2 separate regions of the Homo sapiens genome follow, and region 1 is linked to region 2. Evidence: read pairs that join two places in POLR2A ChIA-PET (ENCODE). Cell type or tissue: IMR-90. All regions are shown on one strand. Each heading gives the region's core, and the rest is flanking DNA. Links, peaks and the distances in the headings are about the cores only. Region 1 overlaps ARL15 (ARF like GTPase 15). Region 2 overlaps NDUFS4 (NADH:ubiquinone oxidoreductase subunit S4).

Region 1 (2,932 bases), core at 162-2,661, 540 kb before region 2:
CATTTAATTCCAATACAGTTCAAAAACCAGAATTCTATCTTGTGTGCTTAAGCTCTTTCAGATGTTTTTATTGTGTAACATTTTCTCCAGATTCTTCTTTTAATGTATGTTTTTTTTTCCCTCACAATCTGTTAAAAGATCAGTTTGCGTGAATCTTGACACTGTGATGCTATTTCATGGTTTTAATTTGAATGCGAGCTGTTGCAGCTGGAAGCATATGATTAATGATACAGACTTGTTTGTCACAAAAACAGATGATATTTTACATTTAGTCAAGATGCATTGAAAAATTGACTTGCTTGTATTTTACTGGCTGTAAGTCACATTTTAATTCACTTTTGAATTCTCCTTATAATTTGAATTAATCTTAAACATGCAGATATATCTCTCATGATGTAGCTGGCTATTGAAGGTATTTGAAGGATGATTAGAAAATCGCATATTAAATATACATTATCCATTAGTTAAGTAGTCATTTTTAAAATTTTTTTTGCTGATAAAATTGTACTAAATGAGTCAATGAATCTGGGAGTCAGTATACAAAGAGAGTGGGAATAAAGCTTATAAATTCATTGTTCTTGATGGCTTATATATTTTTATATACTTTTACAGTTTACCTGAATAACAAGGTGATGTTTCTGATCTCCCTTGCCTTCTGCTGTCTTGAAACTCTGCCCCACATGAGACAAGGCAGTGTTTTCCAGATTTTCTACCATCACTCTGGAACTCAGAGTGGGCTATGGGTGCATTTGCTGCAGTGGGCAGTGGTCTAACCTGTCCTTCTCAGAAGCAGTGTCAGGAAAGTTGGGTATGCAGTCTCCTTCAGAAATGAGTCTTATAATAGCATTCTACCTTCCAGCAGTTTTTATCTCATAAAAGAATATGAAACCATATTTGTTAAATCAGACATTTCTTGCTCAAACCTGTTACACCAAATAGGAATTTGCTGTTTTCAAATCTCTGGCATGTGACTGAACTGAACAGTCCCAAACTGAGTACTTGCATGGTGAGGAAGTCAGTCTCAGAAAGTATGTATATATGCCATGTTTGAAGAGTTTTCATTATTATCATTCATTATAATTTACTAAAATGCAACTCTCTGTTTCTTTGTTAAAATAATCTTAGCTCTGCCTTGTGGAGCCACACTAACAAATAGTACAGCTCCCCTAGATAGTAATTGGGAAACATGAATTTAGGTGTCATGTATTCTGAAGGATCACTTTTCAATCTAATTATCTTCCATTTCTTCAACTATTTTTCCTATGATGTGGTCTCCAGGTCTATCACGATCCTCCTTGTCTCCTGGAGAAGTATTAAATTGTGGGGTCCCTTGTAAAATATGTGCCTAGAAGCATGATGCTATAGATGTGGTCTGACCAGTGATATTCATCTCTTTTTAGGTTTGCTTTTTCTTTTCATGCCAACAACACGAATCATAGCACCCTACTGGCCCATGTTGGATAAGCTGTCAAAACATCCAGCTGTTTTTAGTCATGTCTTTCCCATTGTGTTCTTCAGCTGATTTTTTTTTTATTCCAAGTACCAGACATTACTTATATCTCTATTAAATTTCATTGTGTAAGTGCTGGCTCATTGTTCCAGCTTGTCAAGAACTTTTTGGCTTTTTTTCTTTTATCATCCAACATATTAGCAATTCCTTTCAGCTTTGAGACATCTGTAAATATTAAAATAATTTCTTCAACTTTTTAATTCAATTAAAATATGTAAACATGTATCAGACTGTCTACTCTGTGCTAATCTCAGGCTCCCTGCTAGAAATAACAAGATGGATAAAATGTAATCATTCCAGCTGGGCGCAGTGGCTCACGCCTGTAATCCCAGCACTTTGGGAGGCCGAGGTGGGCAGATCACCATGTCAAGAGATTGAGACCATCCTGTCCAACATGGTGAAACCTCATCTCTACTAAAAACACAAAAATTAGCTGGGTGTGGTGGTGCGTGCCTGTAGTCCCAGCTACTCTGGAGGCTGAGGCAGGAGAATCGCTTGAACCCGGGAGGCAGAGGTTGCAGTGAGCCGAGATTGTGCCACTGCACTCCAGCCTGGCGAGAGAGCAAGACTCTGTCTCAGAAAAAAAAAAAAAAAAAAAAAAAAAAAAAAAAAGCTAATCATTCCTTCAGGGAGCTCACAGGCTATAGGGAATAATAGACATGTAATTATAAAACTGTAATGGAGTGTGATAATTGCTATAGTAGAGTTACGTGTGAAGTGCTGTGAAAACCAAGATTGGTTGCAAATCATAGAAGACCTAGCCCCTTTCATGTTGGCACAAATCCACGAATTTGGGGGTAAGTCAGTTAAATCAGCTACAAAGCTACCGAACTACTGCCGTCTGATTTCTTTCTTTCTTTCCCAAGGATACTGTAAGAGACTTGTCAAATACTTTCCTGAAATGATCCCATACTATGGTATTCCCCAAATGTACCAACCTAGCAAGTCAGTCCAAAAGGAGCTGAGAATTATTTAGAAACATTTATTCTTAGTGAACCCATGGTGGTTCACAATGATCCCAGTTTTTAAATCTGGGGCAATATTTGCCTATCACCAATCATCTGGTAACCTTCCCATTCTCCAGGGTTACATAACATTGCTCAGAGCAGTTTTGCAGTTACATCTGAGTTTTTCTGCTATCTTGTATGTAATCTGTCTGGATCTGGAGACTTGAGTTAACTTAAAGAAGTTTGATATACTCTCTCCTATCTGCAAATTTACTTTCCTCTTAACTGTTTTCAAAGTTACTCTTTTTATGCCCTCTCTAGTTTTTTTTCTTATCTGATCTTAACATTTTTGCGAGTATAACTTCATTTTAGCCTCTAATCTTTCCCTTTCTGATAGCTTTATCCTCCTTTAACTGTCTTCCTGTTTTGGATGACCATTCATGGTCTCCGCCTTCTCATCTTCTTCCAATTGTTA
Region 2 (2,932 bases), core at 164-2,663:
CAATCCTCCTGCCTCGGCCTCCCAAAGCACTGGGATAACAGATGTGAGACACCGAGCCCAGCCTAAGGGACCATTTTAACATTCTGGAAAGACAGACTGAGTAAAAGTAAAAGAAAAGAACCCACAAATGCTTTGTTTAAATTAGAGAAAACAATAGTGAAGATAATTTGTTTAAAATCTCTTTAGAACACCATAAATTCTTTTATTCTCACTTAAAGTTTTTGCAGTAATTTCTAATCTTCATCTACAGTACTGAATATTATCTTAAAATGTTCAGCTGGTCAAATCAGTAAAAAGTAAGCACCTCCTGCTCATAGAGGAGGAAAAAGTAAGGATTATTTTTCTCATTCTTCTGAACCAGGTAGAACTATGGTAGGAACTAATAGCAGTTGTGTGTCTGGACACAGCTCAAGCCCCAAACTGAAACTAATCCTTTCAGAGTCATCCAACAGATTAAAGAAAGATTTGTGCAAGAGGGATAAGGGTAATTATGTTCACGTAACAGACTCTGAAATGGAATTGAAGAGTAATAAGTAGGAGAATGTGGGCAAGATACTGGAGGATGCTAACAAAGAAACCGGAGGGTGTGACGGAAAATGTAAAGGAGAAAGAAATGTATCTACATTTATAGCAACAGGTTATCAAAATAAATATACATGAGAGAAGAATAAGAAATAAAGATGTCATGGTGATGACAGTAATTATATTACAAAACACAAGGAACATATGAAATGTTCACATTTAAGAAGGTCAAATCATTGAGCTACCTTGGCCACAGAAGAATACGTCTACTGGCTTGGAATGCCTTAATGGAAGAAACTGTGTTGCTATCCTTTGACATGTGTTATTAATAACTGGAAACAATTTACCACAAAGATGTCAATTATTAACTTATAAATTAAATACAATAGTAATACAAATCCTAATAGAATTTTTATAAAATTAGGTGAGTCTCATGAGAAGAAAAAATTCATAAAAAATAACCAAGGAAATTTGAAAAACAATAATAAAGTAAGATTTCCTTGCCAGGTAACAGACTACTGTAATTAAAATACCTGTATATGCCCAGGCACAGACATATACATTAAACAAATAGTACAGATCAGAGTACAAAAGCAGACTATGCAGATCTGTAGATTTATTACATAATAAAAATACAATTTTAAATCAGTGGTGAAAAGGTGGGCTATTCAATAAATAATATTGAGACAACTGGCCATCCTTTCATGGAAGCATAATGTCTGAATCCCTTTCTAAAAGAATTACATCATGTACCAAAGAATTCCAGATGGATTTAAAAATCAACGCATATACACACACACACACACACACACACACAAACACAGACATACGTATATACAAATGCAATGTATGTGTATCTGTGTGTAAAAAAATACTGAGATAATGTATAAAAGAGGTTTGTTTTAATAACTTTTGAGTGGTTAAAGTCTTCCAAATTAAGGCAAAATATCCACAAACTAGGAATGAAAAATAATTTCTGAACAACAAATTCATATAAAGGAAAAATCAGAGATAATAAGTAAAACATATAGTAGATAAAAGACTAATCTGTAGGATACATAAAAAATGCTTACAAAGCAAAAGAAAAATCATTCCAAAAAGGGAGAGGGAATGCAGATGATATGAGCACAATAGACATTAATATTAATGATATCAATAATCACTTTAAATGCAAATAGTCTAAATATACCAATTAAAAGAGAGTTATCGGAGTAGATTAAAAAATAAGACACAACTACATATTACTGAAAAGAAACCCATTTTTAATTATAAAGACACAGACTAAAAGTAAAGGGATGGAAAAAGACATAGCATGTTAACACTAGTCAAATCTTGCTTCCACAGCTAAATTAATCTCAGACAAACGGGACTCCAGAACAAGAAAAATTATCAGGGATGAAGAAGGTGATAGTGATAAAGGGGTCAGTTCTCCAACAAGATGTAACAATCGTTAGTGTGTATGTACCTAACAAGAAAATGTCAAAATATGCTATGCAAACACTGATGAAACTACAAGGAGAAATGCATTATTATTGTGGGACACTTCAACATTCTTCGAATAGTAATTGACAGAGCCAGTAGACAGAGTATCAGTTAAGAATATGGTTGAAGTAAACAGCACAATCAATTAACTGGATATAACTGGCATCTGTCAACTGCTTTATCTAACAATGGCAAAAGACACATTCTGCTCAAACTCAAGTGAAACATTCACCAAGATGGGCCACATTCTGGGACATAAAACATACCTTAACTAATTTAAAAGAATAGAAACCACACAATGCAAGCTCTCAGTCAGCAATGGAATTAAACTAGAAATCAGTAACAGAAAACTAGAAAATCTCCAATTACTTGGAGATCAAACAATACACTTCTAAATAACTCATGGGTCAAAAAAGTCTCAAGAAAAATTTTAAAATATTTTGAACTAAATGAAAATGAAAATACAATGTTCAAAATTTGTGGGATGCACCAAAAACAGTGCTTAGAGAAAAACTTATAGCTCTGAATGCATATATTAGAAAAGAAGAAAGGTCTAACTAAATTCAATAATCTAAGCTTCCACCACAGGAAACTAGAAAAAAAAAAAGGGCAACATAAACCTAAGGCAAGAAGAAGATAAAAAAAATTATAGTAAACATCAATGAAATTGTAAATAGGAAATTGGTAAAGAAAAATAAACAAAACCAAAAGCTGTTCTTTGAAAAGAGCATTAAAACTGATAAACCTTTAGTCAGGTTAACAAAAAAGAGAAACAGACAGATGAGAGAGAGAGAGAGAGAGAGACAAAGCCCTAATATATAAAATGAAACAGGTATCATCACTCCTGATCCCACGGACATTAAAAAAACAGGGAAATATTATGAACAACTCTAAGCTCACAAATTTGATAACTTAAATGAAATGGGCT

What was found. ChIA-PET counts read pairs that join two places held together with the same protein. Peaks named below come from ENCODE experiments on the same cell type or tissue, not always from the same donor. Only the 100,000 strongest peaks of a DNase experiment are listed, where the experiment ranks them.
Region 1: POLR2A ChIA-PET joins it to region 2 with 10 read pairs; 2 of 35 experiments call an interaction of 5 or more read pairs at or near these places.

Annotation. Positions count from the first base shown.
Region 1 is chr5:54,133,759-54,136,690 of GRCh38, reverse strand. All of the region lies in intron 3 of ARL15 (ARF like GTPase 15), which reads left to right. Among named protein-coding and RNA genes, the nearest start is that of ARL15, 180 kb to the left of the region's middle. In IMR-90, for the core only: no CTCF peak of the experiment used is centred there; no DNase peak of the experiment used is centred there; H3K27ac peaks cover 133 bases.
Region 2 is chr5:53,593,280-53,596,211 of GRCh38, reverse strand. All of the region lies in intron 1 of NDUFS4 (NADH:ubiquinone oxidoreductase subunit S4), which reads right to left. Among named protein-coding and RNA genes, the nearest start is that of NDUFS4, 34 kb to the right of the region's middle. In IMR-90, for the core only: no CTCF peak of the experiment used is centred there; no DNase peak of the experiment used is centred there.